Regions from separate parts of the Homo sapiens genome. Here region 2 is linked to region 1. The links are chromatin loops, found by intact Hi-C in ENCODE. Cell type or tissue: psoas muscle. All regions are shown on one strand. Links, peaks and the distances in the headings refer to the core of each region. The heading gives the core; the rest is flanking DNA.

What was found. Peaks named below come from ENCODE experiments on the same cell type or tissue, not always from the same donor. Only the 100,000 strongest peaks of a DNase experiment are listed, where the experiment ranks them.
Region 2: a loop joins it to region 1, with 4 times the contacts of the local background. A loop is called at or near these places in 28 of 110 quality-filtered maps.

Annotation. Positions count from the first base shown.
Region 1 is chr15:93,003,841-93,006,755 of GRCh38, reverse strand. CHD2 (chromodomain helicase DNA binding protein 2) reads right to left here. Exons shown (of 39, transcript NM_001271.4): 34 at 2,005-2,139. Among named protein-coding and RNA genes, the nearest start is that of RGMA, 84 kb to the left of the region's middle. In psoas muscle, for the core only: no CTCF peak of the experiment used is centred there; a DNase peak (open chromatin) is centred at 1,384; H3K27ac peaks cover 2,350 bases.
Region 2 is chr15:92,802,572-92,805,486 of GRCh38, reverse strand. No RefSeq gene overlaps it. Among named protein-coding and RNA genes, the nearest start is that of CHASERR, 79 kb to the left of the region's middle. RefSeq lists an enhancer at 996-1,045. In psoas muscle, for the core only: no CTCF peak of the experiment used is centred there; a DNase peak (open chromatin) is centred at 1,586; H3K27ac peaks cover 2,500 bases.

The DNA.
Region 1 (2,915 bases), core at 194-2,693:
GGGAGGCTACGTAGGACAATGGTTATGGACCCAACCTCTCATGCCGAACTGCCTGGGTCAAAACTGTGTTCTATGTCTTAGCTGTGTGACACAGGGCAAATCACTTAACTCTCTTCACCTTATTTTTAAATATGTAAAATGGAAACACTAACGTACCTCACAGGAGTGTTGTGGAAAAAATATATATAAAGCACATAAACAGTAACTGGCTATTAATGTGAGCTATTATCATCTTTACAGACTTAAGCAGTAAAACTCTAGAACCACACGTTAAGTATAAACATCGAATTCAGAATCATGGTTACGTCTGGGAGGTAAGAGAGAGAGAAAAGGCCGGGTGCGGTGGCTCACGCCTGTAATCCCAGCATTTTAGGAGGCTGAGGTGGGCAGATCATGAGGTCAGGAGTTCTAGACCAGCCTGACCAACATGGTGAAACCTCATATCTACTAAAAATACAAAAGTTAGCCGGGTGTGGTGGTGCGCATCTGTAATCCCAGCTACTCAGGAGGCTGAGGCAGGAGAACTGCTTGAACCGGAGAGGCAGAGGCTGCACTGAGCCGAGATTGAGCCACTGCAATCCAGCCTGGGCAACAGAGCAAGACTCTGCCTCAAAAAAAAAAAAAAAAAAAAGAGAGAGAGAGACAGAAAAAGCATAGGTTGAGAGGGAGGAACACCAAGGGATTCAGCTTTATATTTTGAGTCTTAAAAAAATTCAGATTTGACAAAACTTCATGGTATATTTATCAATGACTATTATATCCCTGAAATTTCTCTGCATCTTTTAAAGATTTCATAATATAAAAACAAGATTAAATGAGTCATTTGTAAGAGCATTTTTTAAATATCATGGTACCATAGAACATTAGATATCATTTTCTCTTATAAACACTCGGAAAAGAAAGACTAGGAAACAGATTGGTTAGCTGGCTATGTAATTAGTTTATTCATTTATTCAATTTACTCATTTATTGATATACTTCTAGCATCTAAATGACCTTTATATAAAACAATACTTGTCCTCAGAGAGCTCACAGGCAAAAAAGAGACTTAAGAAAACAGAGTTAAGTGCAAAGAAAACAATATCTATATACATACGTGTATAGGTTTTAGAGAACTCAGAGAAAGAAGTCAGAGAGAGGTTACAGGACAGGGTCAACAGGGTCCTTTGCTGCCACAGGATGGAAGTATTTTCAAATTTGAAAGAAAACCGCTTTTTCTTTCAGCCTGAATGAGCCGTTTGATTAATGGATTTGTGGAAGTATGGGGAGAAGAGACCACAGAGAGGTGGGGAAGGGATGGTGGCACAGTGAAATCTATACCTGCAGCTCCAGCCAGGGGCAAAGGGACCTTGAGGACACACTGGCCTGTATCCAATCCCGTGCAAGACCTGGTCCATGCACTCGCTCCCCATCGCCTTGCCCTCCCCTCTTCTCCTGTTACCTTTTATTCTTCCTTCAGAACCCAACTCAAACATCACTTCCTTACACAAGCCCTCCTGGCAACCCCTGACTAGGTCAAATTCCCTTCTCACAGGATCTCCACAGTATGCACTCTCTCTCCTCCAGAGCCCTGTCACAGGGGCACCAACATGATTTGTGTAGTTATCTAACTCCCCTACTCCAATGTACAGTTTACGATGATAGAAATGGTTATCTATTCAACATGGTAACTCTGGGGGCTGGAACACAGAAAACATTCAATAAATACTTGCTCAGTGAACACTTCTCTTTCCCAAATGCCTCTAAGGGCCCTGAGAGCCTCTCTTAACTAGGAGCACAAGACATGAAATCCACTCCTTAAACTTCCCCTCAATAAAAGACAAGAAAATCTCTTCCTGCCAGCCTGCTGAAGAGCACATGGTCTTCCGATACTGTAAGCAATGTGTTTCCCAAGTAATGTACTATTGCTTAGCTCAACTGAAGCTCTGGCTGGACCTATAAAAGGCAGAGCCACAGCAAGTACCGCGGCTGCAGACACTGGCACCCCCCGATTTCAAGACTTACTATGCTGAATGTCTCCTGGTCCAGATCATCATCCTCATCCTCTCCAATGGGGACAGGTTCACTTCCTGCTGTAATATGGACAGGACCCTGAGATCGCTTTGATTTACTCGAAGATTTGGCATCACCACTTTTAGGCTTTTAAAAAAGAGTTACAAGGAGTCATTGTCATTTGTGCAATCCTACCGTGCGATTTAGGTTTCTTACCTATGTTGTGTTATTAAAATGGGTAAATATGATGGTCTCAGTTTATTTTTTAAAAAGTAAAATAAAATCCTGAAACATCATGAAGACAAACCTGTCTGATTAGCAGCTTACTCACACATTATTCCCATTTCCATCTCTAAATGTACCCAATTATAACTTCAATTTCATCAGTGCTATTTTTGGGCTTCTTACTCCTTTATCCATAAAATGCACAGAAATGTCATCAAGAGGTTAAGCTTGTAAATTGGCAGAACTCTCTAGAGTATCATGTAGCAACCTTTATTAACAGCATACCCTTTGGTTTAGGAATCTGTATTAACTACATTATTGTAAATGAACTCTATACAAATCTCAATTACATTGAAGGAAAGGTTGCAGAAGAATATATAAAATGACTTCAGGTACTTTTTTTTTTTTTTTTTTTGAGACAGATTCTCGCTCTGTCATCCTGGCCGGAGTGCAGCGTCATGATCTCGGCTCACTGCAACCTCTGCCTCCTGGGTTCAAGAGATTCTTCTGCCTCAGCCTCCCAAGTAGCTCAGATTACAGGCGCACGCCACCACACCCAGCTATTTTTTGTATTTTTAGTACAGACGGGGTTTCACCATGTTGTCCAGGCAGGTCTCAAACTCCTGACCTTGTGATCTGTCCACCTCGGCCTCCCAAAGTGCTGGGATTACAAGTGTGAGCCACTGCGCCTAGCTTGA
Region 2 (2,915 bases), core at 163-2,662, 200 kb after region 1:
GGGTGTGGTAGCGTGTGCCTGTAATCCCAGCTACTCTGGGGGTGCTGAGGTGGGAGGATCGCTTGAGCCCAGGAGGTCGAGGCTTCAGTGAGCCCAGATGGTGCCATTGCACTCCAGCCTCGGCAACAGAGTGAGACCCAGTGTCAACAAATATATAAGTAAACAAATAAATAAATACATAAAGTACTTGCCTGTAGGCTTGTTGTGAGGTTGGATTGTGTCACGGTATATACCTTATTTGGAATATTGCTTGGCACAGTCATTGTTAGATAAATAAAAAAAATCAAAAGAGATGTAGAAATAGAAGTTTGATGAGAGTTCAGAGGAAAAAGATTTCTTTTTCTTTTTTTCCTGAGGCGGAGTCTTACTCTGATTCCCAGGCTGGAGTGCAGTGGCACGATCTTGGCTCACTGCAACCTCTGTCTCCTTGGTTCAAGCGATTCCAGAGGAGAAAGATGTTAATGTTTGTTTTGTACCTAGAACCTCATCGCTGGATGGGATTGTAAAGATCTGTGACTATTTTACACATTTGTTCTTTTTTTTTTTTTTTTGAGACAGAGTCTTGGTCTGTTGCCCATGCTGGAGTGCAGTGGTGTGATTTCGGCTCACTGCAACCTCTGCCTCCTGGGTTCAAGTGATTCTCCTGCCTCAGCCTCCTGAGTAGCTGGGATTACAGGTGCACGCCACCAAGCCTGGCTAATTTTTGTATTTTTAGTAGAGACGAGGTTTCACTCTGTTGGTCAGGCTGGTCTCGAACTCTGACCTCAGGTGATCTACCTGCCTCGGCCTCCCAAAGTGCTTGGATTACAGGTGTGAGCCACTGCACCTGGCCTCCCATTTATTCTTAGCAGTAACAGTTGGTCCCTGAAATTAGGAAACTGACTCTATTGTGATCTTCCAAGAGCTACATTGTCCAGCCCCTGGGCCTGTACATCCTTATGGAGTGAAGACTGACAGTTTTCCCTTAGGTCAGTGGAGCTACAGTGGCGTGTTGGAGTCAGCTGCTCAGAATGATGATGCACTTTTCTTTCCAACTTTGGTTTCAATGACATCATGTTGGTAGCTTGAAACTGGCCATAGCAGGGGTATTTACACCACAGGAATAGGTAAACACTACATATTAAGGCTTTTCCCCTTGGAGATGCCTTGTTAAATATTTACCAACACTCCACTGCCTGTTACAACACAGCAAAAGCCCCTCTGAGAGAAGGCCAGAGAATGTACCTAACTCCTCCCAGGTTGTCCAGTGTTTCATTGTCCCTGGACTGAAGAGTCCCTCAGTGGCCTTTGCTGAGATATTTCAACACCCTAGTCTCTTAAACTGTAAACAAAGGAGAGTCATGAGTTATTTCTGGGTGAGTCAGTCCAATATTGCACAAGCATTTCTGGGGGTAGTAGAGGGGAGGCAAGAGGGAAACTGGGTAGGCTGGGGAGCTATCTAACTGCCCAAGACACTTGAATCCTAAACAAACGGGAACTAAATGAGAGGTGGGAGGGACATAGTCTTTTCTGACGGGAACTGTCTGTGACTCATTCTCTTTCAGGAGTCAGAAACTCCAAAACCTGTGGGAGTGGGGAGGGGCGAGCAGTGCGGTTTTTAGAGAGGTGTGGAGTTATTATAGGGACTCTTAAAATTCTTCTCCCTTGCTCAGTGTGGTGACTCATACCGGTAATCCCAGCACTTTGGAAGGCAGAGGCAGGAGGTTTGCTTGAGCCTAGAAGTTCAAGACCAGCCTGGGCAATGTAGCAAGACCCCAACTGTATAAAAAATAAAAATAATTAGCCAGACATAGTGGTGCATGCCTGTAGTCCCAGCTACTTGGGAAGCTTAAAAATCTACCTCCATTTAACCTGGTAGATTTGGGGATGTGTGTGGTGGGCTGAATAATGGTCTCCCAGTGATATCCCAATATGTGGAAACTGAATGTTACTTTATCTGGCAAAAACAACAAAAACCAAAACACAGGCAGGGCAAGGTGGCTCACACCTGCAATCCCAGTGAGACTCTGTCTCAAAGAAAAAAAAAAACAAAAAAACAAAACCCCAACAACTAGGGCTTTGCAAATGTGCAGGTGTGTAAGTTAAAGATCTTACTTTTAAAACAATTTTATTTTAGGGTGTGGTGGCTCACACCTGTAATCCCAGCACTTTGAGAGGCCGAGGTGGGCAGATCACCTGAGGCTGGGAGTTCGAGACCAGCCTGACCAGCATGGAGAAACCTTGTCTCTACTAAAAATACAACAAAGTTAGCCGGGTGTGGTGGCTCATGCCTGTAATCCCAGCTACTTGGAAGGCTGAGGCAGGAGAATCACTAGAACCCAGGAGGCGGAGGTTGTGGTGAGCCAGGATCGTGCCATAGCACTCCAGCCTGGGCAGCAAGAGCGAAACTCCGTCTCAAAAAAAAAAAAATTATTTTATTTTATTTTATTTTGAGATGGAGTCTTGCTTTGTAGCCCAGGCTGAAGTGCAGTGACATGATCTCGGCTCACTACGCCCAGCTTAATTTAAGGATCTTGATGCCGGGCACGATGGCTCACGCCTGTAATCCCAGCACTTTGGGAGGCCGAGGCAGGTGGATCACTTGAAGTCAGGAGTTCAAGACCAGCCTGGCCAACATGGTGAAACCCCACCTCTACTAAAAATTCAAAAATTAGCCGGGCATGGTGGCACATGCCTGTGGTCCCAGCTACTTAGGAGGCTGAGGCAGGAGAATCACTTGAGCCCGGGAGGCGGAGGATGCAGTGAGCCAAGACTGCGCCACTGCACTCCAGCCTGGGAAACAGAGCGAGACTCCATCTCAAAAAAAAAAAAATATCTTGAGATGGGGAGATGATTTTGGATGATCAGGGTGGGCCTTAAGTGTTATCACATGTATCTTCCTAAGAGGGAGGCAGAGGAAGGCTTGTCTACACACA